Regions from separate parts of the Homo sapiens genome. Here region 2 is linked to region 1. A link is a loop called in an ENCODE intact Hi-C map of the cell type or tissue named here. Cell type or tissue: mammary epithelial cell. All regions are shown on one strand. Each heading gives the region's core, and the rest is flanking DNA. Links, peaks and the distances in the headings are about the cores only. Region 1 has its middle 610 kb from the start of LRFN5. Region 2 has its middle 540 kb from the start of LRFN5.

Region 1 (16,227 bases), core at 3,478-11,477:
CTGCCCAGGCTAGTCTTAAACTTCTGGACTCAAGCTATCCTACTGCCTCAGCCTCCCATTGTTCTGGGATTACAGGTGTGAGCCACTGCACCTGGCCAAATTTTTATTTCTGATGTTTCATTTACATAAAAATAAAATGCTGTCAACAACAAAGCAATAAGGCAAAATGCAGCATACTATAAGCTTTGAGGTAAATACTTTGTTTTATTTTATTCTCACTTTCCTGATTGACAATACAATATGTGATTAATCTATCAGAAGAAGTCCATGCTGAATTTAAAATATCACATGGTCTGTTTCATTCTGTTATTCAGTCATATTAGGTAAGAAAGTTATAAATGTAATCAGATTACATACCAACAACTCTGTGCACTTTATTCTTTCACTTGTCTAAATAGGATGTCATGATGGTTAAAGACGGTTTATTTCCAACAAGTTAATTTTAAACTCAAACCATGATGTTGCTTTCCACATCTGCCAAGATGATAAATACTGAATGGCTTATAAGTGATTAAAGAAGATCTAGTAATGTTTTGAAAGACAATAGCAAAAAATCTATGTTTCCTTTCAATCTTATTCATAAGCAGCATGAGGCATTAATTTGAAAAACTCAGACCTTGAACTTCAGAACAAGTACATAATTGAGCTTACACAGAAACAATTTTGCCTTAAAATAATTTTATATCCTTTCCAGGGTTTTTCCATTTTGACTTATCTATAGTGATTTTTATGAAAGTTTTATACTGCATAACGCACACCATGGTTTTTAAATTCCTCAGATATTAAAACTTGACAGCTGTGACCCTTACTATCAACTCAATTAGCAAGAACCACGGAGAGATGGCATCAGTAGTACTTCACCACACTATATTATATACAGCCTGTTCTCCAACATACCATGTTTAAATGATCCCTTTTTATCTACTGTAGACTGTAAATGTATTCTTTGTTAACAGTCTATTTATTGTAAAGTCACTGAAGCCAAAAAGAAACATAGGAGAACTGCTTTGGGAGTGACAGCGCAGGTTGCTGGAATAAGAAATTTAAATATCTAGGGCACTGAGTCGATTGGTTTCTTATGATAATAGCATCCATCTCCCAGTCTTCCCTTGGGAACAAGAGCTTTGCACATGACTCCACAACATCAGTTGCACCTTCTCCAGGTAAGTTTCTGGTAGGTAAGAGGAATTCCTATTCCTGCTCAAATTGCATCCCTTATGATGAACAGGTTATATATTTTCTTATATACATTTGTGTTGCCCAGTTTCTGTAAACAAGATCAAAATATATATAATGCATAAATATAAACATACAAAAGTACTGAATTGTGATGAGGCAGAAAATCTCTAGGAGGAGATGGAAAAATGGAAGGATCATTTAACACTAGACTAGAGAAGCAAGGGGATGTGAAAGAAGGTAATGGTGAGAGCAAGAAGTAAGGAAAAAAGGAAGAGTAAATTAAATCAGAAAAGCTTTAAGTCTATCAGATTCATGTTATCTGGCCATTGGGTCAAAGAAAATGAGAATAATCAGTTTGTTATATCTAAAAATTAGCAAGTGAGCCTTTCTGACAGCAATGTAGGAGCTCTTTCCACATAACCCAGTTGAAAACATTTGGTGTTTTAGAAGCAAGGGAGCTTATGGGGAGTTCTATTTTAGCTAAGAAAAACGTCTAACTTAATTTTTAAATTAAATTTTTCTGTAAAATTGGACAAAGAAGACCTGAGTTTGCAATGCTGCTATGTATAATGTGCTAATCTCTGGGCAGTCTGCGTCCCCAGATTTTTAACACTTTGAAAAGAAAAATAAATGTAATTAGTTTAAATAGCTGGTAGGGTAAATACTGTGCTGAAATTGTGATTCTAAAATATATTATCCATACAAATCACTTGGGGAGCTTCATAATACTTCAGATTCCCAAACTCTATCTTTAGACTTCAGATCAGTGGATCTAGAGTTTTGTCTCAGGTAATTTTTATGAACCAGTTAACCTATCTTCATAATTCCATGTTAAGGAAATATGAAGGGTTTAATATTTTACCTTACTTGCAAGCTAACAAATTAGCTTGCCACAGCTTCGTAGACAATGGCAGAAGATACAGGATTCCTGGGTCAGAGGGCAGCGTGATCATCATCCTATTTGCAGCAGTTCTCCTTGCCCCCAAGTCCCATAGGTCCATGCAAATAGGCCCAGATGAATGCCTGCATATGCACTGGGCTGTCTCATAAAAGAGACACCGGGCTTAGAGAATCCATATATTTTTTTTTTTTTGAGATGGAGTCTCCCTCTGTCACCAGGCTGGAGTGCAGTGGCATGATCTTGGTTCAATGCAACCTCTGCCTCCTGGGTTCAAGCGATTCTCCTGCCTCAGCCTCCTGAGTAGCTGGGACTGTAGGCGTGCACCACCATGCCCAGCTAATTTTTGTATTTTCAGTAGAGACGGGGTTTCACCATGTTGGCCAGGATGATCTCAGTCTCCTGACCTGATGATCCACCTGCCTCAGCCTCCCAAAGTGCTGGAATTATAGGCATGAGCCACAGAGCCCGGCCCAGATAATTTTATAATCCAAACTCTGGGTAAAGTTTTTCTAAAAATTTCTATAATGACTGTCACATATTTACACCATGATCTTTAGAAAGTAGAGAATAGATGCATACATTCATTTAAAATTTTAAGTTGTATTTTATTAATTATTATGAATGCATATAGTTTTACATATTTATGGGATACATGTGATGCTTTGATACAGGCTTAGGGTCTGTAATGTCAAATCAGGGTAATTGGGGTATACATCACCTTGAGCATTTATTATTTCCATGTGTTAGGGACATTCCAATTCCATCCTTTTAGTTGTTCTAAAATATACAATGAATTATTGTTAACTGTAGTCACCTAATTGTGCTACTGAGCACAAGATCTTATTCATTCTAACTGTATGTTTGTACATTATGTACCTTTGTACAAACTGTATGTATATTATCCATTTCCATTTTATCCCCTACTCTCTGCTACCCTTTCCAGCCTCTGGTAACCATCATTTAATTCTTTATTTTCATAAGATCATATTTAAAAACAATTAGCTTCCACATATAAGTGAGAATATGTGAAATTTGTTCTCCTGTGACTGGCTTGTTACGCTTAATATAATGCCCTACAGTCCATCTATGTTGTTGCAAATGACAGGATTTCATTCTTTTTCATGGTTGAATAATATTCTATTTATTTTAAATTAGAGGTGAGTAAACATGATTTTGAGCATTATTCACTTAACCCTAATGTTTGCTATCAAAGCAATTACAGGTACCTATCCTTTACTGAAAGTGATGTTATTTCTGTAAACGTCTTGTGACAAAAATATCCTCTTAATTATACTTCTGTTTTCTTCACTTGTGATATATTTTTCCAGCATAGTCACTCTTTCTGGGTAGTGGAAACAGCAGCAAGGAAAAGTGCATGACTAGAGAATATACTTTTGTAAATATGCAAACTACATGAAACGCTTGTTTTTTGTCACATTTTATTTTGACCAAAGAAGTTCCATCAAACTAGAATTGGCTCTAGTTTAATATTGGCCATTTCCGAAATATAAAATCAATATTCAATAGTACAGACTTGCTGCTATTGATGAAATCCTACATTTTATTTTGTTTTATTCATATTTCTATTCACATGGCATTTTAGGGTTTTGGTAAAATCCACTTACTGAGTTCATCCACATATTTTCCAGTATACTGCACTAATGTCATGTTCTCCATAGAACTTCTCCTTTTTACAAGATGAAAATCATTTCACCCTGTGTCTCCTTCTGAGGCCTTTTTTTTTTTTTTTTTACCTTTAATGGCACTTATTGTATCTATCTTGTATGACTGGACATATGTCTGTCTTTTCTCAGAGACAGTGAGAACTTTAGGGCAATGGAACATGTATTAGTAATTGTTTCATTCTTCCTAGTGCTAAGTATGGTTTGCCCTCATGTCATTCAGTTCTTTTCTGAAAGGCCACTTAAGGAGTCAATCTCCACTCAATTAACAGAATTAATTTCTTTAGATAATACTTAATTACTTATGTATATATTTTGCATCTGTATTTTCTTCCTCATCTATTTATGTCCATGAGAGCAAGTGCATTTTTTATTTTGCTTACAATCATATTTCCAACACTCATGCCTGGGAACAGAATAAGTGCTCAAAAAAAAAAAAAAAAATACATGCACACACACACACACACATATATATATATATATAAACATATATGTATATATTTCAAAAATACTCACCTAATGTGGAAAATATCTCTATGTGCAATGAATGTGTTCATTGTAAATTATTTATATCATTATACTACATAATTCTTAGAAGGAATGCTACTTGTAGAATCATTAATTGCAGAAATTATCTGTCCTATTCTTCTGAGTTCAGTTAGGTAATATGTCATTCTTTAACCTTTATAGATAACTAAGAATCACATACCCAGTGATTAAAAATAGGTAGGCTTATATGGGAGGGTAACTAGTACCTAGTGATTAAAAATAGATAGGCTTATATGGGAGGGTAACTAGTATCTAAGTTGCTTAACTCCAGTGGACAATGCATAATCCCATTATTTTTATTTCAACATAATAAACTACATATACTAGAAATCTTAAAAATCATTTCTAGCATATTTCTGTCTTCAGTAGCTCACACTCTTTTATTTAAGAAATACTTTTAGTAGATTACTTGAAAATTGACTGTGTACCATCAGAAAGTTTTTCACCAATATTGAACTTCCCATAATAAGTGCTACAGTAGAGGAACATAAATCAGATTTAGTAATAACCTTCTTGGGTTTGGCTTTTCTGGTAAATATTACAGAATTTTTCTGTGTTCTATTAACATTTTCTCTACAGTAAATATGCACCAAAAGTACTTTTTGTGTTTTTTATATTTTCTTATTTTGTATCTGTATTTGCATTTTGTATTCTTACAGTGGCAGAAAATTACAGAACAAAATAAGATATTTTTAATTTATTTTTTTCAAAAAGCAATCATTTTCTTGGAAATAATTTATGGAACTAGATTGTTAGTGCTTTTCTCCCCAGTTCTGTGTATAAACAAAGTCAAATATTTCCACAGCTCGTGAAGATCTGGGGAAAGTTTTATTCAGAAAGGTAAAATTTGAAGTCTAACATTTTATCAAGTTTAGAACTCTCACTGGTAAAAGCAGTAGTGCAAAAATAAATATAAAGCAAAAACAAGAAATAAGAACGTGGTTATTTCCCAACTCGAACAATCTTTTTTTCTCAAGGAAGAGCCTTGGATGATTTCTGCCTGTCTTGGAAAGTAAACATTTATGTGACAGAGGAACTGGCAAATACTTTTAACTTATATCATCAAAAATTAAAATTGTAGCATGTCAATGATTCCTGCTGTGGATAAATGTTGATTTTAATATATGACAAAGTTAAAACTACAACTACATTTGGCGGAAAACAGGAAGAGTATAGCTTTATATTTGGAGCTTTGTCCTATAGACCTCTATTTCTAGAGTCTGTTGATTATCAAGGGTCCAGAGAACAAAATCAAACATGGTTCAATATGTAATATTATGATGTATACATTTTATATTCTAAAGAGAGACATCAGGAAATGTATGTAATAAATTATCAGTTACCAATGTCTTTTGAGTTTGATGTTAGCTGCCTGCTTTCCTAAGTGTGAATGAAATTCAATTTCTCTAAAAAAACTCAAAGTGCATCAAATAGTATCAATTAAAATAAGCGTTCAGAAGAATTAAATTTCTTAATGCTTATGAACAGAGTCAGAAAAATATACTATGGAAGCCGAAGCTGATGGCTATTAAGTTATATATGTGTTTCTATAACAATTGTAGACAATTGTAAGTTAAAAGCCGCCTATAGGCAGTGGTTTAGAGAAATGGAGAAATGACTATTTAAAAATAATATACACTATAAGTAATAATGGTGAATTCAATTTCATTTTTGAAAAATATCTTTAGTTTTTGAAATCACTGTAAATACAATCAAAATATGCTTTTCATACATAGTAACTTCATCTTTTATCTCTTTTTGAGTCATAGATCTCATACCTTCTACCTACAAAAGGAACAGATTCATATGATATTAAAACCTACACCTTTACTACAACTTTTCTGTATGTGCCTCATTGACCTTCCATGTATTGTAAGTGTAATTTCACTTTAAAGCATTCTTAACGCTTTCCTACTCACATAACTAATGCCTTTTCCTTCTCTCATTATTTTCCATTGCTATTTAATTTTACTGCTGTATTATTTTTATATTCCTCTGAAATGAAATTTAGAATGAAAAACTTCTCAGGATCACAATACTGTGATAACTAAGCAGATACTCTCTGTCATGTGTATTATTATTGTAGTATTTATGCATGATATAGGTGATGAAAAGCTGTTAGTGAATTTTATGCTCATTTTCCCTGTAATATGATGTTGATTCCTAATCACTTTTTGAAGCTTCTTTGCAGTTTTTTAAATTCTATTGCTGTTGAATAATATAAACTTGGAAATATTAAAAAAATCATAATTTTGTAAGACTAGATATGGTGCATATTTTTCAGATGTAAAAATAATACTGATATTTAACAGTATGTGCCACTTGAATTGTAAATATCTTACATAAATATATAACTGCCCACTTAAGTGAAAACCTAGCTTTGACCGAGGCACCCGGAGAAGCTTCTTTTCCTTCTTCCATACCAAATCCATCAAGGTGACCCATTCAAAATAATTGCTGACACTAGGAATGACTCTCCCTATTCTCAGCTTTTCCTTTTCCTTTTCTTTTTCTGATACAACAGTGGCCACTGCTGCTTGCTGAAGCCAGTAGTTAGTTGGGGAGTCTGCTGCTCCTCATTCTTCCACCTTCCCCACCCAAAAATAAGTTCTGGACACTTTAATTGCTGTGCAATTAAAGCATTGGATAATGGTGATGTTTCTGAAAAAAGACGTGGAGTTGATACTACCCCTTTTTAAAACATCAAATTTAAATTGTGGTCCCAATAGACAGGTATGTGTCATATAAAAGGATCATAAAGTTTAATGGTAATATTTAAATAACAAAAGTTTACAATGTTTTAATTTTGAAATATGTACAAATGTGAGGGACTCAAGAAAATTTCTAATTTAGTACCTCACTCGTTTGTTTTCCAATATGCTTTTTGAGTGGGTGGAGTTACAGTTAGTATGCTATGAATAGAATATACCTCTTCAGTAATCTAAGTTTTGTGCAATGAGCATGAATATTTCTAATGGTAATAACTGTGTTGTTTTGTCCTGAAGCATTCTTTCTTTTGGAAAACACCTACCTCCTCTCACCATTCTTATCCCATGATAATCTTGGACCTTGTGGTTTTGTTAAAGCTGATTCCATATCCCTGTCATTGAAATAACACACTCCTGGTCCTGTGACTAACCACATGGCACATGACCTAAGCCTTAGTTGTCAGGATGCCCTACCCCTTGCCACAGTGATAATTTCCAGGGCAAGTAGGGAAACCTAGTTGAATCTATTAGTCTTTTCAAAAACCTTTTACACAGCCAAAAAAAAAGTCCTTTTTAAGAGGTCAGCTGGAAAATGTGCTTTACAGAAAAGAAGGTGGAGCTCTGAAATAGAAAGGTCAAGTGACCCCAAGTCCTAAGTTCTTTTTTAGCTCATGTTTTCTTTTTGTTCCTCTTGCCTGGGCATGGAAGTAGTGGCCTACTGCAGTTGCTATTTTTGGGTTGTTTCCCTGACAACTGTTTGTTTCCTCAGGCTCTTCCATCATCTGAGTAACCTAGTCTCTGTTTTAAACACCCAAATGTTTGTCTTTTTTTCCTCCTGTTTTTGTCTTTGTATATTGATGGATAAATTTTCAGATACTATTTTGTTTGTTTTGTTTTAGCAAGAGTTCTTTATTTTCTTCAAAGGCTTACAAAGAAGCTTAATAAAACAGATAAAAGTAGAGCTATGAGTAGAAGTCTTTGGTGACAAAATGTTATACAACCTAACTGACTTAAGTTGTCTAGCTAGATAGCTTCTAAAATCCTGAGAACACTACTTAATAAAATTTAAAATTTACTGCTATATTCTTTTCAGTTGAGAATAGCTACATATACTATTAGTATATAGGTGTCATAGAATTAAAAATAGGAAAAAACTCAGAAATGTTATTTATTTTTTTTATTTTTTTATTTTTTTGAGACAGAGTCTTGCTCTGTCGCCCAGGCTGGAGTGCAGTGGGACGATCTCGGCTCACTGCAAACTCCACCCCACGGGTTCATGCCATTCTCCTGTCTCAACCTCCTGAGAAGCTGGGACTACAGGCGCCCTCCACAGCGCCCAGCTAATTTTTTTTTTTTTGTATTTTTAGTAGAGACGGGGTTTCACTGTGTTAGCCAGGATGGTCTCAATCTGCTGACCTCGTGATCCGCCCACCTCGGCCTCCCAAAGTGCTGGGATTACAGGTGTGAGCCACTGCATCCGGCCTATATAATGTTATTTTTAACATTTTATTTTTTTTTATTATTATGGGTACATACCAGGTGTATAGACTCATGGGGTACATGTGATCTTTTGATACATACATATAATGTATAATAATAACATTAGGGTAATTGGAGTACCCATCACCTCAAGCATGTATGATTTCTTTTTGTTAAATACATTCCAATTCCACTCTTATAATTATTTTTAAATATACAATAGATTATTCTTGACAATAGTCACCTTCCTGTGCTATCAAATATTATATCTCATTTGTGAAATATAATATTCTCAATGTATTTCATCATATGGGGAATGATGAGGTCTCTGTTTCATTCTGATAAATATAGTTGAAAACACTTCTACCTTCATTTATATCTGCTAATAACTTAGTTTTGCTTAACCTTAACTTTATCATTGGATTACAGATCTTTTCTACATACTATCATTTACTGGGGACTTTACCTTTTCGGTGTCCTACTGCCATTATAAGACTTTTCAATTTTTAAGATTATGGAAAATTCTTCTACCTCATTCATACAACCATATGTGTTAAAATTACCTTCCAAAGTCTGATCCTGCTTTACTTCTGCTGTATACCGCTCTCTCTTTTCTTCTCTTTCTCACACACACAAACACACTCACACAAAGTTCAGAACTGTGCTTGAATAAGCCATAAAATCTTTAGACAGGGCGCGGTAGCTCATGTCTGTAATCCCACTACTCTGGGAGGCTGAGGTGGGCAGATCACAAGGTCAGGAGTTCACGACCAGCCTGGCCAATGTGGTGAAACACCTTCTCTACTAAAAATACAAAAATTAGCCGAGCATGGTGGTGGGCGCCTGTGGTCCCAGCTACCCAGGAGGCTAAGACAGGAGAATCACTTGAACCTGGGTGGCAGAGGTTGCAGTGAGCCAAGATGATGCCACTGTGCTCCAGCCTGGGCAACAGAGCAAGACTCCGTCTCAAAAATAAATAAATAAATAAATAAATAGATAGATAAATAAAATAAAATCTTTAGACAATTCAATTTCATCCTTCTTCTCCTGAACTCTGATCAACTAATTTTGACCATCATAGACACTGACCTCCAAGGATCAAATCCTCATCTCTATAATCCTCACTAAATTATTAATGTGGTATTTTAAAAGAGAATTTTATCAGAGAAAGTAAACTGTGATATGGCTAGATTGAATGAAGTAATGTATGTATAAGAGAATATTGATTGAGCATGAAATGCTGAAACAATTGCACAGAATTAAGAGATAACCCCAAGCAACTATTTCACAACTCTGCAATGTCAGCCGTCCTTTCTAGACCAGACTTGCCAGGGGGCAGCCCCTGTCTCTTCACAGGAAATCTTCTTCCTTAAGGAGACACAGTAATTTGTTCAACAATTATCTATTTAATGCCTATTTGTTCCTGGTCAATGTATTAAGAACTGGGAGCACAAGGATGAAAAGCATGGATTACATCTTTAGGTACCTTGCACTCTAGCCTAATGAGAGGAATATAAGTGATTACGATGCAAAGTTGTGTAATAAAAGCATGCATAAAGTTGGATGTAAGCTACAGGGGAGGCTTTGCAGAGTAGTATTCAAGTTCAGACTTTGATCACTATGTGTAACTGATGCATAGAGGGAGGTGTAGGGTGGGGGCTAAGGCCCTGACATGGGTATTAAGCCAGCTTCCTAAGCCTAGATGATTTACTTTTATAAGGGGCAGACACATTGCATTAAAAAAAAACACTATATGTGATTTGTATAAATGGATGGACAGTGTAGCCTAGTGAAGTGACAGAGACCCTGGGGACAAAAAAGTGTGAGTGAACCACCTCCATACCCCTTCATTTTGTACATATTTGCAATTCTCAGTGACACTGAAAAGTACAATAGAGACAACGTGTATTAAACACTTATCACATTCTCTATCCCATTAGAGACACTCCAAAATTGGAAGTTGTTTAAAATAGCATGAATATTAGTGAAAGTGGGAATGGTGGCTCTTTTGGTGGTAATATTAGGTAGACCCTTGGAATTACTTCATTATCCAAACCACGTTCTCATTCCTTGCCTGCCTGATACTTGAAAAAAAGAAACTCATAACATTCAAAATATATATTTTCTTGTGCTTATCATATTAAAAAATATTATTGAATATTTATCTACAGTAGGGATTGTGTTTAATTTAGCTTTAAAAGGCATATAAGGAGCTCTAGTACTCTGCATTTTGTACACCCAGGTCCTGATTTTAAAGTTGATAGTAACCCACTGCTGCAGCAGGTACACACCTGCTCTTTCATTCTCATCCATATATAAATGATGCATGTCTTCCAGTGAATAAAATAAAGGTAAATAATGTCCTCTACCTAAGAAGTCCAGACCTATTGTTTTAAAACAACAACATAGTGGCTGAGCTATTTGGGCATGGATCTCTGGCTTAAGTGAAATGGGACTATCCTTGAGACCAGAAAATGGCTTACTAAAGGTGTAGGCAATCCCTATCAGAGGAAAAGCAGTTTTGTTTTGTTTTTTTTTTTTCAAAAATCTCAGTAATTTAAAAAGTGAATAAACAAAACAAACAAACAAATGCCCTGATGACAGCAAAACACAAATTCTGCTTTGGCCTTTTGTGAGGTATAAGTTTATTAGTGGTCAGAGACTCCTGGGAAACATCTCTTTTATTCATTTACATAAAAATAAAATTTACATTATGAATCTACTCTTAAATTGTCTTTATATAAAGAACTAACAGAAGTAGCTAAAAATCATAGCCTATACCCTTCATTGTCACTCTTTAACTGTGAAATATCCTCTGCCAATTTTATCAGTAATTTAATCAGTATTTTAAAAATTGTAGTTCCCTGGTATTGTAATGTACCTTAATTTTACTTTGAGGTACCTTACTATAAAATACTTTGATATTTGAAATATCATCTTTGATAACTGAAATACTTTTATTTTTCCTTAAGAGATTTTAAAACTATGTATTTTTAAATCTTTTATGTGATTACATGTGATCTGTACAAATAAACTGATTTTAATCATAGTATGTACATTTTAATTTTTTTTTAAGTATGTACATTTTGAAAAGTTTCAATTGTTGAAACCAACCTTACGTTTGAATACTTAGGACTGTTTATTGTGTTAATTGGTTTTGAAAAATTGTTATTTCATCTCAGTACTGCTTAAATTCTACAATTTAGTGTTCCAAATTTTTTTCCATAGGAATTACCTGTTTTGTTGATTACACAACACATTTCTTATGATATTTTTCACTAGTTTGAGTTTAAGGAAGCAGTGGTGGTAGTGAATGGGAGGATGCTGGAATATGTAGTAGAGATGGTAATCTTAGTGAAACCAAGCAAATACAATGAGGAGAAATAATTAAAAAATAATGCTTTAGAAACCTTTTGTAAAGTGATCATTATTGCTTATTTTTCTAGGCCTTATGTGTTAAAATGAAACTCTAAATACAGGACTCAGAAATAGTATGCTAATAAAAAGAAATTATCCATTGCAATGGAATTCCAGGATACTGCAAATGCCACTATAAAAGCTACACAGTTTGGCAGAAAGAAGTGATAAACATCATGGAACTGTGTCACTGCATGGGGGTTGTGGAGCAAAGATTTTAGAGAAATTTTCAGTTCCAATACTAAATTTTTCACTAAATTGCAAACAAAATTGGCTTAGCTGAATGCGTTATGGTGTGCATATACAGTGGAATAGCATGTAGCCCTTCGACAAGAGGACATTTAATGATATGGAGAAATGCCCACAGGCGTTTTGTTCAAAATAAAATGTTTAAAATAAAACTTAAAAAATCGAAGTTTCTAAAATATGAGTCAATATTTTTTCTTATCTTTGGATGTATTCATAAGGAAAACATCTATAAAAATACCTCAAAATATTAGTATTTGCTAATAGGTTGTTTTATTGACCAGTAAAATAATTGATAGTTGCTGCTTTTTGCTTCAGAAACATAATGAGTCAATGCTATTCATAAATGTTTGTATTATTTAAAATACTCCTCTCACATCTTAAATACATGTGTGTGAGCTGCGAACATGGCTTTCTTTATCTGTGCATACTTACACAATACTTATCAGGTGGAAGAGTGTCTGATATTTGTTAAATGAAATGTTTTTGGGAAAGTAATTACACAATTTTGTTTTTCTGTAAAGGGGAAAGAATTGGAGAATGTGACAAACAACATCACTTAATGGTGCCTGGAATGCTTTCTTGTTTGGGTATATTTGTCATGGCTTTACTTTTATTTAACTGGAGATACTGAATTTGTATCCTGACTTTTGCGAGGTTAATTTCAGTTATTAATTAATGTTACTGAGCGTATTCTGCTATGCACTCGCTCTCTGCTTTCAGTTCAGTATTTTATCTACAAATTAGACAAGGATCTCATACTAGAGTTCAACTTGGAGTTCCAACATGCCCTGACATAAACATTGAAAAGCCTTAAACATTAAAGAATTTGGTTGTCTTGTCTATTTTGGCCATGGAAACTGCTGGAAGATATCAATTCTACAAGCATATGCAAAAATGCTCAACATCACTAATCATTAGAGAAATAAAAATCAAAACCACATGTGATACCATCTCAGAATAGTCATGATGGGTTTTTTAGAGTCAAAAAATAACAGATGCTGGTGAAGCCAGGTTGCAAAGAAAAGGGAACACTTTCTTATACACTGCTGGTGGGAACATAAATGATCTCAGCCATTGTGGAAAGCAGTTCAGCGATTTCTCAAAGAACTTAAAACTGAGCCACCATTTGATCCAGTAATCCCATTACTGTGTATATACCAAAAGGAATATACATTATTCTACCATAAAGACACATGCATGTTTATGTTGATCGCAGCACTATTCACAATAGCAGACATGGAATCAACCTAAATCCCCATCAATGGTAGAGTGGATAAAGAAAATGTAGTACAGATACACCATGAAATACTATGCAGCCATAAAAAAGAATGAGATCATATCTTTTACAGCAACATGGATGGAGCTGGAGGCCATTATGCTGAGTGAATGAATGCAAAATCAGAAAACCAAATATCAAGTGTTCTTATAATTGGGAGCTAAACATAGAGTACACATGAACACAAAGAAAGGAACGATAGAGCATGTGGTCAACTCAAGGGTGGAGTTGGGTGGAAAGGGTGAAGATCATAAAACTACCTATTGGGTTCCGTGCTTATTACCTGCATGACAAACCTGTATGACCTGTACACCAAACCCCTGTGACACACGATTTACCTATATAACTAATTTGCACATGTGCCTCTGAACCTACAATAAAGTTAAAGATACCTGTTTTATATACATTTTTGGATAGCTAATTAAAATACTCTTCTAATTTTGTGGTTTCTTCTCAATTTCACATCTGTATCGCCCCTTCAGAGACACCTCACATTCTTCTTGTTATCACAATTCTCTGCATTGTTTTTGCACATCCTCCACCATCTCTTTTACTGTGATTCTTTCTTTGTGTCTTAGTATCTTTCAGCCCTTCTCAGGCAGTTGGTGCAGCAAACGTCATGAATATCAGTGGCCCATATTCATTAATTTGGGACATCATTTCTTTTGTCTTTAAGATATTTCTATTGTGTTTTGTTGTTATTATGGTATCTTTATGTAATCACTATGCTACTGAAAGTAAGAGTTTAATTTGTTAAATGCTAGCTGGCTTTATTGTATATGAATGAATAGATTGAAAATATCATGTGTCTGGCTCCTTTCTTCCTTCACTTTTTCCTTCTTTCTCTTTCAATCCACAAACATTAAACCGTGCAGTTGTTAAAAAAACCAGATGCCAAAGCTAAACTGATAGTGTTTAAATCCAAACTGTGCTCCTAGTAACTGTGATCTTGGATAAATTCCTTAATTTCTCTGAGTCTCAATTTTCTCATGTATAAAATAAGAATAATTACAGCAGTTGTGGCAGCTAGAATAATGACTCCCTAAAGATGCTCATGTCCTAATCATCAGAACCTGTGTGCTACTTCACATGGCAGAAGGGATTTTGCAGATGTGACTAAGCATCATTAGAAAGGGAGGTAATCCTTAAAAGAGAAATAGAGAGGAAGGAGAGTCAGAGCAGAAGATGTAATGGAGGCAGATAACCAGAGTGATATAGCATGATAAATACGTGACCGGCTATGGATGACTTTGAAGATGGAGAAATTGAGCCTGAGCCAAAAATGTGGGTGGCTTCTGGAAGCTGGAAAAGGCAAGGAAATTGATGCTCCTTTCTTCCTTGCAGAAAAAACACAGCCATGCTGACACTTTGATTTTATCTCAGTGAGAGCCATTTTGGAATCCTGGCCTCTGGAAGTATAGGACAGTAAATCTGTGTTAAGCCACCAAGTGTGTAATAATTTGTCATAGCAGTAATAAATGACTGTTATAGTAGGACTTCTAGAAAATATGAGAGTTAATATTAGTAAAACAATTCAAAGAATATCTTGCTTATAATAAGCTATACAGATACGTTTTTGTAAAATACATAAGTAATATAACTAAAGAAATAAGTATTGAGAAGTATTGAGTGTCTTCTACAAGCACTTTACCCACAGGTAGACAGAAAATATGTATAAAGAATTGGCCCTCCACATATTGCGTGTGTGTGTGTGTGTGTGTGTGTGTGTGTGTGTGTAATAGCTCCTGAGGTACCGAGGGGTTTGGCACATCCGTGTACAAAATGACAGGCACATGCAGTAGGTACCATCTGTAGTTGCTTTAATGATGCTCTTCTAGTACTTTTAGATATAATTCTGTGAACATAATGCTCACCTCTGAATGGTTAAATACTGAGAAAGAAGAAAGCTTTCAGATCTTTCTATAAAACAGTACTTTCAGTTCAGAGAGCTGGTTTCAGTTCAAAAACCCCCAATTTAGTTTTAGAGAAAATCCCCAAAGTATCAGTGTACACAGAAGTGCTTGAATAGAAAAAAAGCCTTGACTTCTGAGAGGAAGTAAAAACTGCACTTGAATAATCACCAATCCTCTCAGAAAAGTCTGCAGAGAAAACCTGATGCAGCTGGCCCACTTAGGATCGACTTTTCAGGTGTTCTTCTTCAGTGAATAGGTTGCAGATGTCAGTATAATCACAGCAGATGGCTATCCCTCTTAGTTCTCAGAGAGCGGTGCTCTGAAACTCCCTCTCTGCCAGTTGGGCTGACTCAGTACTTTTGTGACTCCAATTACTATAGCCGTGCAATGCCAAACCACATGCCTGACTCTTGGGAGAGGAGCTGTTGTTCTCTTCCCTGACCTGCTTGAATGACAACCTAGAAACACAGACATGAAACATGCCTCAAGAGATACGAAAAAATTACTTCAAACACCCACAGCCCAGAAACAGATTAGGAAAAACTGCAGTTCTTGGGGGTTCCCTTTGGAGAGATGATCAAGGAGATTATCTCTATTCTCAGAATACATAGTATTTTTCAGGACATCAATAATTTAGGGAAACTGAAACCCTGCTAGATCATCATTATATATTTTTCAGAAAGATCTATCTATATGTTTTACTATAAGTACAGTTTGACTTCCAGAAAATAGAAAAAAAAATCTTCAGTTTTCCAGTACTAAAACTAAAGAAAAAAACTCAAAAAGTATTTTATTTGCATTTTAGAGAAAACCTGTGTGTATCACTAATTTATTAAGTATGTAATTTTTACTAAGCACTGTTCTACATGCATCA
Region 2 (16,227 bases), core at 3,826-11,825, 73 kb before region 1:
TGATATATGAAAATATCAGCCATAATTTTAAAGATTTATTGTGTCAGGGCTTCAAAATAATATGTAGGCAAAGAAGGCACAAAATGTAATAGGGCTAACTATATTAAAAAATTTATGGATTAAATATGTTAACACTGTGCTAACTATTGTGACTAATTTGGGGAAATTAGGGTATGAGTCTCATTTTCTTTTTTACTTTATTATATTTTACACATTAAACATTGAACAGTTATTTTTATAATCAAAAATATGAAATTGATTTCATAATCCTGTCCTCATTCTTAACTAAGCACAGCTGTATATTTTCGTACTTCTGTTAATGGGATGCCTTAGATATCTTTTAATCTTCCTTCCTACTCAGCGCCAACATTCAGTTAGTTACTAAGACACTTTGTTCAACCTCTAAAATATCTCATATCTGTACTCCCTGACTTCTATTTCTTTTGCTATTGTTTTTGTTCAGTACATCCCCAGTTTTCTGTTGAAATGTTAAAATAGACTACCAACTGGTTTCCTTGGTTCCAATCCAGCTCCACCTTCTGTTTTTGCCTCAATTTCTCTTCTAAGCTGCTGCCAAAAAGATATTTTTAAAACACATCTTGGTCATGCTATTGCCCTGATTTTAAAATCTGGAATAACTCCCCATTACCTACAAGATTAGAGACTTTATCATGTCACTCAAAACTTTCAACAGTCCAGCTTCAATTTGTCTACTGGTTTTTCTTTTGCCCCTAATCCCAGCACATGTGCACACACATGCGCATGCACACACACACAGCATTTAATGCATAGAGAGTCCAGTTACCTATACTGCTTGCTACTTGTGAAAGACTCCATGCATTTTCATTTTTGTGCATTTGTATATGTTATTTTTCCTACTTAACGTTCTTCCATTCTTTCTAAGACTGGCTAACTCTTACGTATTCTTCCATGCACAGTTAAAAATTGTCTTTCCTGTGGCACGCACAAATATTAAACACTTGTCAATGCTCCCAGTGTTCTGAAGCTCATCTCTTACACTGTATCATGAATTGCCCTTTGCTCATCTTTGCCATTATGGACAGCTATGCAATTAGTTTATAGGAAGCAGGGCCTATAATGTATTCATTTTTTTCTTTAGTTTCCTGAACAATATACAGCATGTTATAGATGTGTTTTCAATAATTTGTGAGTTAAATATAAATAAACAAGTGCCATTAGGCAATTGCTCATTCATTTCTAAGAAAAGTTATATGTTTTCTTTATTACTTATCTGTTCTGGTGAACTAAATGTTGCTATATATCTGTTATATGGATTGCTATTTTCTGCTCTTTCTATCCTATTTATTACTTGACACACTGCAATCTGCTTTTCAGTCCCATAACTTATTTGAAAAGATTCTCACTGGGAGCACCATGACAAGACATACTGCAAAACTCAATGATCTTGTTTACCTATTTTTAATAATTAATTTGTATTAGTTTTGTAGACATTTTTGCTTACTTAAACACACTTCAACTTTTGAGTCTGTTAAGTACTCTCAGTTTTGAAATTCACCTGTCCTTGGTGATTTCCTACTCATCCCAGATTGGCATTTTTCTAGCACTGGCCATTACATCTCAGCCTACTGTAAGGATTCCATTTTTTCTTTCATTCCTAAAATGTTGATTTCCCTTTAGCTTCTTTTCTGTGTACTTTAATTATCATTCACTGTCTTTAATATAGGCCCCTCCAACCAATAATCAGCATTCCAGATCAAGTGCTTTCTACAAAATATAAATCTGATTGTTTCAGTTCCCTATTTAAAAACCCTAAGGATTACCATAAATCAGTTTATGTAAACATTTTTCTTGTGTAATGTGTGTTACATCAAAAGAAGATATGTAAGTTTCAATCCACATTAATATAATGGACATCTATGTAATCACCTCACAGGTTAAGAAAACCTCAAAATAAATGAGTTTCTTATAATTCCTACCCTGAATAAACTGTCTTTCATATCTCTACCCAAAGATAATCACCATTCTTAATATTGTATTTACTGTTCCCTTGCTTCTTTTAAACTTTCAATTTTAGAAAACTTCTAGATTAATAGAGTTATTGTGAAGAAAATAGACTTCTCATATATCTCACCTCAGTTTTCCCTGTTGTTAACATCTGACATTAGCAAGGTACATAATTATCACAGTTACTGAAAAAATATTGATATAGTATTATCAATTAAAACCTGTATATTTTTCAGATTTCCTTGGTTTATTTCTTTAACTTCATGTTTTACTTGAAGGATTCTATCCAGAATACAGCAATACTTTTAGTTGTTTTCCCTCTTAGGCTTCTCTTGGTTGAGTCAGTTCCTCAGGTTTTCCTTGCTTTTGATGACTTTGGCAGTTATGAGAATGTATGGCCAGGTATGGTTTGTAGAATTCCCTTTGATTAGAATCTGTGTGATATGTTTTTCTCAATCAACTGAGCTATTAAATTTTAAGAAGAATTTAACAGAGATAAAGTGCCATTCTTATCCTATCATATCAAATGTGCATTCTATCAACATAACTTATCAAATATTGAACCTAGCCTTGATAATCTGGCTAATGTGTTTTTTGGGATTCTTTCAAATTTTACTGTTTTGCCCCTTTATTCTTTGAAACAAAGTCACTATGTACAGCCCATACTTCAGGAGTGGGGAGCTATTCTCCACCTCCTTGATGGTGCAGTATCTACATAAATTACTTGAAATTTCTTTGAATGAGATATTTGTCTCTTTTTCTCCCTTTTGCTTATTTATTCAATTATTCATTTATACCATTAAATCATGAATATTTATCTTACATTTTAGATTATCATCACATACCACTTTACATATTTTTTGCTCAAATTGCTCTAGCTTTGGCCATTGTAAACTTTCAGATGGTTCCTGTATTCCTCTACCATATCAGTATAATTGTGTTAGGTTGTTTTGAGTATAGATGCTCCTTGATTTATTATGGAATTATGTCTCTACAAACCATTGGAAACTGAAAATATTACAAATCAAAAATGTATTTAAGACACATAACCTACTGGTCATCATAATTTAGCTTAGCCTACCTTAGATGTACCCAGAATACTTTCTCCACAAATGGTCAAAGTAATCTAACACAAAGCCTATTTTATAATAAAGTGTTGAATATCATAATTTATTGAATACTGTACTGAAAGTGAAAAACAAAATGGTTATACGGGCGCTTAAGATATGGTTTCTACTGAATGCTAATTGCTTTTGCACCATCCTAAAGTGGAACCATTATAAGTTGGGAACCACTTGCATTTTCTTACTTTCTACACTACAAGATGCTCCAGGCTTATTTTGCATATATCCTGACTCAGTTGTACAATCAGCCATTTCTCCAAGGAGCCCTATTTTATTTTATTTTATTTTACTTTATTTATTATTTTTTGAGATGGAGTCTTGCTCTGTCACCCAGGCTGGACTGCAGTAGCATGATCTTGGCTCACTGCAACCTCCACCTCCCGGATTCAAGCGATTCTTCTGCCTCAGCCTTCCTAGTAGCTGAGATTACAGGCGCGTACCCCCATGCACAGCTAATTTTTGTATTTTTAATAGAGACGGGGTTTCACCATGTTGGCCAGGCTAGTCACGGACTCCTGACCTCAGGTGGTCCGCCTGCCTTGGCCTCCCAAAGTGCTGGAATTACAAGCATGAGCCACCACGCCTGGCCCCTAGTTTATTTTATTGAAGAATGGTATTAGAAACCAAAATCTGGGTGCTGGCACTCTTATTGCTAATGGGATGTGGTTGCTTCTAGGCTGTCTCAACAGACAGAACAAGGAAATATATGTGTGCATACTATCTCCTGCATACACAAACACACAATAATATAGAAATATTCACTACTTGGTATGTAATCATATATATCTACATTAAGCTAAACATGAGCTTATACTTATGTCTTCAACTCCAATTCACTATTACTTGAATTATTCTAATCTCTCCACCATATCTATAAAATTGGAATTTTAAATTTAAATTTGAAATGTGTATTATTTTGACATAGGTTTGGTTACATAGTTTTTGCTTTGTTTCTATGGTCCTGGTCTATCCGAGTATAATATACATTTTAATTACTAACATGTCAAACTTTAAGGTACTAAGGTTGAATACCTTCAAATATTTCCTTTAGGAAATCCTGTTTGTTCTTACAACTTTCACTGTTATAATTGTGGTCCAAGCCACCAACATATCTCAGTTGTTTCTATGCTAGGAGTTTTCCTCTAACTTATAGTAAAAACCAAAGTTCTTCTATTGACCCGTAAGACCCTCTGTGATCTGCCTTCCTATTAACTTCTCTGACTTAATACTTAATTTTCTCATATCATTCCACACCATTCCACTTACCTCCACCCTAGCCTTCATTTCTACAACATGCCAATAATTCCCAACCTCAGGGCATTGCACTTGTAACTCCCTCTGCCAAGAATGTTCTTCCACCAGAACTATGTACAACATAGGTATTCACTTCCTTCTGATCTTTCTTTAAATATTCACTTCCCAGTGAGGACTTCTGTACTACATGAAATTTATGTGGTTCCCAAGATGAAGTCAGCTTTAATTTCCTGAATAATATATTGATAAATTTCAGTTTAGATCAACTGGCCTCAGAGAGGAAGTTTACATCTTTCATGAAGAAAGGCTCATTGAGCTCTGTCTGAATTTTCATGGCAAAGACTCTCCTACTCCTTTTCCTCATGGTACTAATCCTACTACAGAGGTTCTTCTGTTCCTATTGGTTGATTGTGGAAGATCCCACAGTACATAGATTCATGCATCTCACCTTTCCTTTTACCTTTGGACTTATTTGTTACTGTTGAGGCTATATATATGCACTGATTACCCTTATTGGACCAATAAGGCAACACTGGCACACACGGCATATACATGTTTTATGAACTTCTTTCTGCTCATCACGTATACTCTAGCTTGTTCCAAGGATGCCACTGCTGCTAATATTGGGCAGATAACATAACTTGACGATATGCAGGAATTAATACTGTATAGCAGAGATGAGCAACTATGGCCCAGGGTTCAATCTGGTCTGACATCTATTTTTGTAAATAAAATGTAATTAGGTGCCACACATACTCATTTCAGTATTGTCTATGGCTGATTTTTGCACTCTATCAGCAGTGTCAAGTAGTTGCAACAGAGACCCAATGGTCTGTAAATTTAAAATATTACTATATGTCATTTTACATTAAAAGTTTACCAATCCCTCCTCTGTGGGATGAATTTCTGACTAACAGTTGATGAAAAAGGAAATATCGTGCTTTCATCAGGTCTCTCCAAGCAGCTTTGTTTTCTGGTGGAGCTATCATCAGTTCAGTGATGTGCCACTTAGTATTTGATTTTCTTCCTTCACTGACTTGTTTCCCTTTCCACTTCAGTTTTGGTCACAAAAATTGTATTTTCTCCTTAGGAAAACATCAGTATATAAGGTTTATCTCAGTATATGCAATCTAGGAACTACCTTATCACAACACGATTTCAGTATTTCTCCAACACTCCTCATCCCCATTTTGCTTTTTCTTTTTAACAAACAGTATCTAATACACTATGCTGTGCATTTTATTTTTTAAGTCCTTTTTACTGTCTATATCCTGTCACTAGGATGTAGTTTCTATGAAGGCATACACATTTGTTTTCATTGGATTTTTTTCACTACTCTACCTAAAATCCTAGAACAGTTTCTGGCACATAGTATGCCCTCAATTCACCTTTTGAATGAGTGAATTTATTAACGTTGCACCTTACATCTTCACTTCTTAAAACTGTGAAGCGTTTTTTGTTCCCCAGTGCCTCAGTCACTTTCTTGACAATATTTCACGAAATAGAATTAATGCTTGCAGAGTTTTATATAACTTTTAGTAAATTTCTCTAGAGATTGGATTCTTTAAAGCTGAAATTCTGCCCTCAGATTCCATACTTTTCTCATTTCAGCCACCAGTCCCAGTACCCTAAATTTGACGTTCCTTCTGCCTGACTCACCTGACCCTCACTGCCTGCTGTTGCATATTGCTATGCCTCTTCTTCTATTTATTCCATTGCCCTGAGTGTGCAAACCAGCACATGCTCCATGCTTGTCTCTCCATGTGGCTCGGCTTAGTGTTAAGAAAACCCTTGGGCCCCTGTTCCCTCTTCTAACAGTGTTGCTATTATTAATGAGCAAATAGGATTCACTTTAAAAGTTATAAAAATGACTGGTGAGGGAATTTCAAGAAGATAGCAAAACAAACAAAGGAGATTAAATTGGTGATTGATTAATTGGCAAAGGGTGACACAAATAAACTTACCTGCTTTCTTATTTATGTAAATCAAAAAGAATGATTAAAATAACACTATAACAATACATAATTTAAGAATACATATATCAGGAAAAAATGAATTAATAAAATATCCAGGCATAGTTTTTAAAAATCATATGATCTGATATTTATAATATCACTTTAGGCAGGCCACAACAGTAAACAAAAATGTGTTTACATTGATGACAACAGCAAATGAGACACAGAAACATGGAGAAATCTCACTCCAATAATTCTTAGAAGTCATTAGAAAGACTACACAAAGCACCAGAATGGACATAAAAATCAGTCACCACTAATGAATGGAACTTTCAAAAGGAAAGTAGACATAACAGAAAGACATTACAGTAGACATAACAGAAAGACATAGCAGAAATCCATTACATGACTGTACAATGAGCTGTTTTAAATGCTTAATCATGATAGTAAAATGCATATACCAGCTGAGGTACCCTTCCTTTGAGTGCCAAATTAAATCAGCTTGAATCATAGTGCATGTGAATGAGTGCCTGGGGATTTTTCAGTCATCCTGGAGATTGGGGTATGGAAGGTAGTAGGAAGGTAGTGAAGGGAGGATGGTGTTTGAGCCACTTCTAATTCTACATTACTGCTGCTTTTAAATTAATGAGTGGATCGCCTTATCTCCCACACTGTGTACACATTCTGTCACTGATGATTCAAGATGAGACACAGAAACCTTCTCCTTGATTTCTCTTGGTAAAATTACTCATCCAAGGCATGTATGCAGTGTGTGTGTGTGTGTGTGTGTGTGTGTGTGTGTGTGTGTGTGTGTGTGTGTGTAGCAGAACTTCATTTAGTTTTAGGGTACTTGCAGACTTATCCATTATCAGATTGCTTGATGTTCTTTTTTTTCTATAAATAATCCATTCACATATTTCCTTCCTCTACAATTCTCTGGGGTTTCACCTCTCTCAAGATCTCCGAAACTCAGCGCTACAGTCTTCATTTCATATAGCAATTTAACTTCCACTCATACACTCTATGGTTGCTCACTTTTATGTTTCATGGAACTCATCAATGTTTTGTACAAATAATGAATCATCAGCCACAGGACACAAACTAACTGAGATTTTCAATGTTCACCTTTCCTTTTCCATTATTCACCAACCTGCTTGATGGGAAGTGAATAAATACAAAGATTTATATCACCAAGCCCATTAATTACAGTATCCACTTAAATGACAGAACTAGATATATTTAGCTTAAAACACTGTTTCTCTCTCTATTTAATAGCAGTCCTGACATTTAACAAAGCTTCATTCTTAGTAGTAATGATGACTAGAGTAGTTAATGAGCACCTTCTCTGAACCAGGCACTGCTAAGTACAATATATTCATAAGTAAAACTATTAATGGTATTTTACAGATGAGAAAACCATGACTTAAGGATGTTAACTTGCCTCCCTTCACTTAGATTTTAATTATTCTGCCTGTGATCCAAACCCATGGAACCTGATCCTCAAACACATATTCTTAACCATTACATTGTATTACATTTGCTGATTAAGAAGAAATGTGGAGATGCTTACTTGTTTGAGATCATTAATAAGAAATTATTTTTTCCAGGCGCTGTGGCTCACGCCTGTAATCCGAGCACTTTGGGAGGCAGAGGCGGGCAGATCACGAGGTCAGGAGATCTAAACCATCCTGGCTAACACGGTGAAACCCCGCCTCTACTAAAATTCCAAAAAATTAGCCAAGCGTGGTGGCATGCGCCTGTAGTCCCAGCTACTTGGGAGGCTGAGGCAGGAGAATTCCATGAATATGGGAGGTGGAGGTTGCAGTGAGCCGAGATCGCGCCACTGCACTCCAGCCTGGGCGACAGAGCGAGACTCCATCTCAAAATAAATAAATAAATAAATAAATAAATAAATGCAAAGTATTTCCGAACAAAACCCAAGGTGTTCCCAACTTTGTTACTTTAGCATGCTCACTATATAGTATTTCACTGCTAAATCTCTAGAGTTGTGGATGTCTTTTTTTCAATAATGATAAAGTTTAACTTTTTTCTCATTTGCTCACTCTGGGAAATGGATGGAAGTAAAATTTCACCTGATTTTTTCTTTCTGAAAATATAACCATTTATTTCTCTTCTCCCTGCTGTTCTCTCTTAGCATTACTGTGCTGTCCAGTTCTTTAATTCAGTCTCTAAATTATGGGTATAGAAAGACCTGTGATTTAGAACACAGTTGTGAGAGAAGGAAAATGAAGAACTATCATTGAGCTGAGAAAAGTTTACAAGAATCTCAAACACACATAAATCAATATTTTATATTTGGACTTGTTTGAATTACAAGAGCACAAGATTTGTGATCTTCAACATAAATTAGCCCTTCTCTTATGTTTATGTTTTTCCTTCATAATGATCATCTTGCTTGCCTTAGTCTCTTAGTCTAGGAATATGTAAGATAATTCTTAAATTCCTTTTTTTTTTTTTTTTTTGACAGAGTATCTCTCTGTTTTCCAGGCTGGAATGCAGTGGTACATCTCTGCTCACTGCAATGTCCACCTCCTAGGCTCAAGCGATTGTCCTGCCTCAGCCTCCTGAGTAGATGAGACGACAGGCACACACCACGCCCTGTTGTTGTTATTATTATTATTATTATTATTATTATTACTATTTTGTAATTTTAGTAGAGACGGGTTTCACTTTGTTGGCCAGGCTGGTCCTGAAATCCTGGCCTCAAGTGATCCATCCACACTGGCCTCCCAAAGTGCCGGGATTACAGGTGTGAGCTACAGTGCCCAGCCAAAAAGTTCTTGCTAATAAAATTGCAAGCTTGCTAAACAGGCAAGTTTTGGCAAACTGGCATAATCATTTTTTTTCTTGACTGCAGTTTTATATTGTACTTCTTTTGTAAGCATCATCACTTAAACTACTTCTGATATTGTTTATTAATATATAGAAGTCAATATTGATCTGGACATAGCTTTTTTTTTACTGTTATCTAGACTTATCTAATCAATTTTAATATGTTTCTATGCTGTTGTCTACAGTAAAGAACTTTGAGTTTATACATGTATTTAAAAATAGGTAAAGTCATATTTTATTTATATTATAGTTTATTGATTGCTTTCATTTTTCATGATAACACTTTACATATCTTGGTAGAATAAAAAGAATGTAAGAATTCCAGGCACAAGAACAAAGCCCCAGGTCAAATTTTTCATTTTCTTTCTGTGTTTCCTTGGGCAAGACACTTCATGACTAAGTCAATTTCCATTTCTAAAATGGATTTTATAATCCCCCCCCACAATATGTTTTGACAAATTAGGTAAAAAAAGTGCTTTCTTCTGCAAATAGCAAGATGCCTGGCAAATGTTACATCATTATTTTTTTAAAAATCTTGTATGTTTATAATTTATAGAATGTAATATATAGCTTATACTTTCCTGTATTTGTATGTAAAAATACACAGACATGCAAGCTCTACAAAAGTTCAAGGTATAAGTCGCACTGAGATATTAAGAACAGATAAGGTATTGCTTTGTATTAATATGTAATTTATTTATCTTTCAACAATATAATTATACTTATTTTAATATGTCATATTCTGTAATCTTTCTGGCCTCTGGTACTAAATTATTTTTTAATTATTTAATTTTTTAACTTTTATTTTAAATTCAGGGGTACAAGTGCAGATTTGTTCCATAGGTAAACTTGTGTCATGGGGGTTTGTTGTACAGATTATTTTGTCACCCAAGTATTAGGCCTAGTACCCATTAGTTAAAAGCTTAACATCACTGATCATTAGAGAAGTGCAAATCAAAACCACAATGAGATACCATCTCACAATAGTCAGATGGCTATTATTAAAAAGTCAAGGCCAGGCACGTTGGCTCATGCCTATAATCCCAGCACTTTGGGAGGCCAAGGTGGGTGGATAACCAGAGGTCAGGAGTCCAAGACCATCTGGCCATCATGGCAAAACCCCATCTCTGCTAAAAAATACAAAAATTAACTGGACGTGGTGGTATGTGCCTGTAGTCCCAGCTACTTGGGAGGCTGAGGCAGGAGAATGGCTCGAACCCCGGAAGCGGAGGTGGCAGTGAGCCAAGATCACACCACTGCATCCAGCCTGGGCAACAGAGTGAGACTCCATCTCAAAAAAAAGTCAAAAAATAACATATGCTGGAAAGGTTTTAGAGAAAAGTTAACACTTATACACTATTGGTGGGGTGTAAATTAGTTCAGCCATTGTAGAAGACAGTGTGACGATTTCTCAAAGACCTAAAGACAGAAATACCATTCCACTCAGCAATCCCATTACTGGGTATATACCCAAAGAAATATAAATCATTCTATTATAAAGATACATCCACACGTATGTTCATTGAAGTACTATTCACAAAAGCAAAGACATGGAATCAACATAAATGCCCATCAATAGTAGACTGAATAAAGAAAATGTGGTACATATACGCATGGAATACTATGCAGCCATAAAAAATAACCAGATTATGTGCTTTGCAGGGACATGGATGCATCATGAGGTCATTATCCTTAACAAACTTACGCAGGAACAGAAAACCAAATACCTCATGTTCTCACTTATAAGTGAGAGATAAATCATGAGAACATGTGGACACATAAAGGGTAATTTTTTTAAAACTCAAACTTCTATTATGTCTGCTCATTTCATATTTTTCCTTTCTTGATACTTAATTGTTCCTCTGTTTTTAATTGTGTTTTTGTTCCTGTTATACAGGCAGACAGCTTATGATTTGCTACTATAGCTTCTCAAGTTGAAACTTGTATCTGCCTGATATATTCAGATTTTGAAACAGTGTTATTTACTGAGAAGGAAGTAAAGTTGATATAATATGTATCTCCTGAACTCATTGTAAGGAAGCCTTCAGGATTTTCAAGAAAAACAGCAACACTGAAAAAAGTTTAAAAGGTGATATAACTTATTGGCTTATGATTCAGGTGCTTAGGTACTTAAGCACCTCATCAATCTCACTTTGATTTTCAACATTTCTCTTGGTGTCTGGGCATCTAACTACATCTCTTTAATTTTTACAAGGCTTCATTGCGGTGATCCAGGACATTAGATCTTCCCATTCTAGGCAACTAATGACAGTTCTTTTTCAGTTTTGGTTTTGCTGGTAACATGAAACAAAACTTCAATAAACATTCATTCTTTGGTTTTAATGTTACCTAAAATGTAATAAAGAGAGAAATATTTGAAATTCAATTCAGATATTATCAAAGCACTACACAGGAAAAGAAGGAAAATGATTAGGAAAAGAGATAAATGACAAGCTACATTTCTATTTCATGATTATCTCCCCCTCTTCGAGGAAAACAAAGTCATCAGACAGAAAAGACTTTCATTAGCATTTTTGGACTAAAAACGAGTTTTAATTGTGTTTCCTATTTTAGTAACAAGCGCATTCTTCACAAGATATATAAACTTTATGAAAGCCATGGTCTCTGTTTATATTATGAAGTGATGAGAGATTTGGAACACTGAAACTCAGCAAACCTTCCTTAATACACTCTAAAGCCTGTGTAGATGTGAAAGAAAAACAGTTTTAAAATCAATGTGTTAGGAAAATATCTTGGAGTCAAGATACAAAAGTCAAGCTCTCGCAGTATTAAAAACACTTAAAGCCAAATATGAATTGTTAAGCCAAGCAAATGCCATGCCTTAACCAATCAGACCTAAACAATGACTAGAGCATTATGTGAAATTCAGGAGGTGCACTATAAATGAATAATTAGTGACTGTCAAATGCCAGCCATTGACACACACTGGCATTCAATGGCAGGCTAAAGCAGGCATTTTGTTAATATGCTTAATATAAAGATTTCTAAGTTTTGGATTTGGGACCTTTGAAAAGAGTGCATATTCACATAGGGAAAGATAATTATTGATTATTTTGAATTATCTTCAACAATTTTGAAATAAGTTTAGATTTACAGAAAATTGCAAAAATAGTACAGAGAGTTTCCTTATACCCTTTACCCAATATCCAACAATTTTTACAGCTTACATAACAGTAGTACAACATAAATATCAGTAAAATTACATTGGTACAATGTGGGCGTACAGTTCTGTGGAAAGATAAGTGCCATTTTATCACATGTGTTGATTTCTGTAACTACCACTGCACTCAAGATACAGAACAATTTCACCACCAAAAGGATATATTGGTGTCATCATTTTGTGAGTTTAAATAAAGTGTAAGATGTTACTTTACATTAATTCCATTTACCCTCTCCTGTTTATAATTGTCTTTAATATTTTTCTACATACATGAAGATCCATATCAGCTAAGAATATATTTTTATTTCTACCCTCAAACATAATTTAGAAAACAGAAGAGACGGAAAAAGTATTGTGTTTACTATATTTTTTGTTCTCTCTATTGTTTTTCTTTTCCTTGATGTTCCAAAACTCCTTATTTTGTTGTCTTTCTCCTGGAAAAGCCTCCTTCAGCTATCTTTTTAGGGGTATTTGCTGATGACAAATTATCTTAGATTTTTTTTATATGAGAATGTCTTCATTTGCTCTTCACTTCACATGAATACTTTTTTCCGATGTATAATTTACAGATCTTTCAGTATTTGAAGTATGTTGTGAAGTATCATTTTGACTCCTATGGTTTATGATGAAGAATCCACTTTAATTCAAATAATTAAAAGCAAAGTATTGTTTCTCCCTAGCTAATTAAGACTTTCTCTTTGTCTTCAGTTTTCCTACATTTGGTTAAAATATATCTTGAAATGGATTCCTTTGGGTTTAACCTGTTGTTAAACCTGTCACCATTTTGAATCTTTAGATTAATGTATCTTACCAAATTTGAAAGATTTTAGTCATAATTTCTTTGAATTCTTTTCTGAACCATCTTTTGTCTCTCCTTCTGGGATTCTGGTAAAAAGATTATTTTGTTATTGTTTCCCAGATTCCTGAGGGTGTGTTGTCTCTTTCATTTTTTTTCTATTCTGTTTTTTTTCTATTGTTTATTTCTGTTGAATTATTTCTGTTGTTCCATCTTTAAGCTTCCTGTTGCTTTCCTTTATTCTCTCCACTCTTCTGGTTAGCCCATCCACTGAGCTTTTAATTTTTATAGTAGTTGTGCTAGAGTTTATTATATACACTTTTAATTAATATAATTCACCTTCACATAACACTGCATCATTTCACATGTAGTGCACATACCTTATACAGAGTATTTCCAATTCCTCCTTTCTGTACCTTATGACATTGCTGTCACTCATCTTATGAGTTCTATTTTATATGCATTCATTTATTGCTCCTGTTTTTGTTTTGCAATTATATTTTGATCAAATAAGAGTAAGAGAAATGAAAGTTTACACTGATGTCACTTTTTTCTTTTCATGTATTCCCCCTTTTTAAATGTAAATCTGATTTTTTTATTCATATCACTTCAATTATCCCTGAATTATTTAATTCAACATTTCTTGCAAAGAAAGTCTGTTGGTGATCAATTCTCTCAATGACTGAATAAGTTTTGTTTAAGCTGCGCTCTAAAATAATATTTCACTGGATAGAGAATTCTACGCTGCAGGTTTTGCTCTTTTAACACTTTACATATTTCACTTTACCCTCCTTACCCACATGGTTGCTGAGAAAATGTCTCGGTACTTCTTATCCCTTATCCTTTTCCTCCTGTATTTTTCTCATCTGTGGTTTTTTTAAAGATTTTTCTCATTTTTAAATTTTTAATGATTATGGGTATATACTAGTATACTGGTTGTATATATTCTTGGGGTACATGTGATATTTTGATGCAAGCATATAGTGTGAAATATTGAAATCAGGGTAACTACAGTTGAATATGATTTTCCCAGGTGGTGCTGTTGGGCTTTGGTTGTTTTCTTGTGTGGTCTTATTCTGCGTATTTTATTTGAGCATCCTACATCTGTGATTTTGTGTCTGTCATTAAATTTGAAAAGATCTAGAAAATTATTATTCCAAGTATTTCTCCCACTCCTCTCTTACTTCTCTTTCTGCTATTCCAATTCTTACATGTTACAACTTTTGAAATTGTCCCACAGTCCTTGGATGTTCTGGTATCCTGCTACCTCCCCTACCTTTTTTTACTCTTTGTATGTTTCAGTTTGGGCACTTTCTACTGATGTATATGCAGGCTCACTGATAATTTCTTTGTGTCCAGTCTACGGATAATACCATTAAAGAATTATTTCTCTTGGATTCTGTTTGATTTCTAACATTTCATTTTAATTGATTCTTAATGTTTCCATCTCTCTGCTCCCAATACTTGTCTATTATTGACTGTCTTCTAATTGTTTTCCATGGCATTCCTTAATATATTAATCACAGTCATTTTAAATTCTGTATCTTGTAATATCTGCATCATGTGTGAGTCTGATTCTGTTGATTCCCTTGCCCCTTTAGATGATTTTTCCTTGTGTTTTGGCATACCTTTTAGATTTTTGTTGAAAGTCATGTGTATTTTATTGCATAATAACCACTGAATCAAGTAGGCCTACAGTGTTAGAGTTATTAGGAATTTCCCCAGCAGTTGAACTGTATTTAATATCTGCTGTAGCTCTGGGTGTTGGTGACTTCAAATTCCTCCAGTGTCCTTGTTTTTGTCACCACTCTTGATTTCGTCTTACCTAAATACTTCTTTTACAGATATAGTCTTTGTCTTTTACCTCTTTCAGCTATAATCCTTTGATATTATATTGGAGCCCTGTTTGTGTGGTGACAAGTACTGAGGAGATGAAGTGTTCAGTAATCGTCCACTTACATCTTATTGTTTCAGTGGGACTGTGTTTAGAAGCTGTGAATTTACAAGTGTTTTCCCACTGGAATAGCTTTTTCCTTCCGGTACCTCACTCTCTTCCCTTTCTGCAGTTTTCCAAATCTATTTATTTGAAGCCCTGACCTTCGTTAAACATTTTTTCACCCTTAGGTGAGACAGAAAAGCTAGAAGGCACTGGACTCAGAGCAATTACTTCTCCCAATAGGAAAAGTCTCTGGCAAATGCATCAGCCCCTGTAGAGAAGCCACTTATAATGGGGAACTCTCTGGGTGTATTTTACAGTGGTTATTCTTCTCGTGCCTCTGACAGAGAAAACCAAGAAATTAAAGAAGAGGGCTGAATCCACTCATACTGGATGGAAGAAGAAAAGATGACTTATCTGCTGAGAAGCTTATGAGTGGCTACAAGGTAAGAGATGGTGAGATTATTTGCTGAGAATGAAAGGATTGTTGTCAGAGGCAGTGGGTATAGGATAAGAGACAGCAAGGAGGTATTAAAATCTCATGGAGTGGAGTGGGAGAGGTAGGTGGATGATACAGACACAGAGGACTAACCAAGACAGCACTGAGAATTGCTGATGCTGGAGACTGGTTATTAATAGTAGCACAAATGTCTAAGTTTATTATGCTGATATAAATTAGGAAATGCATACAGCACTGTACACACACAAAGAAAGACCTCAAACACTTTAGAGTGTGTGTGTATAAAGAGAGAGAGGGAACTAAAAGAAAGAATGTATATAACTCATATATTCTTTCATTGGATGAACAGTTACTTAGTGAAACTTTGTTACAGGCACAGTATGAGAAACTGAAAGTATGCTTTTGGACAGGAAGGATCTGACCGCTCCTCTTTTAGTTTTCAGTCTAGAAAAGAAGACAATTAGTATCTTTGGTATTGGAATTATAGTTCTTATATTTTCATATCTTCTCTATTATCTCAAAAAAGTATGCATTTTTAATTAGAAAAATAACAAAATGTATTAGACTTAAAGTGTTATCTTTCTGATACCAATTGCTCAAACCATTGAATTTTTCAGCTCTAATTAAGGTGTACTATATCTTGAAAGGCAAATTCCAAGGGTATTTTCTACAATTCCAATGA

What was found. A loop is a pair of places that touch in the nucleus more often than their neighbours do. Peaks named below come from ENCODE experiments on the same cell type or tissue, not always from the same donor. Only the 100,000 strongest peaks of a DNase experiment are listed, where the experiment ranks them.
Region 2: a loop joins it to region 1, with 6 times the contacts of the local background. A loop is called at or near these places in 2 of 110 quality-filtered maps.

Annotation. Positions count from the first base shown.
Region 1 is chr14:42,207,675-42,223,901 of GRCh38, forward strand. No RefSeq gene overlaps it. Among named protein-coding and RNA genes, the nearest start is that of LRFN5, 610 kb to the left of the region's middle. In mammary epithelial cell, for the core only: no CTCF peak of the experiment used is centred there; a DNase peak (open chromatin) is centred at 7,427; H3K27ac peaks cover 1,792 bases.
Region 2 is chr14:42,134,165-42,150,391 of GRCh38, forward strand. No RefSeq gene overlaps it. Among named protein-coding and RNA genes, the nearest start is that of LRFN5, 540 kb to the left of the region's middle. In mammary epithelial cell, for the core only: no CTCF peak of the experiment used is centred there; a DNase peak (open chromatin) is centred at 6,907; H3K27ac peaks cover 1,714 bases.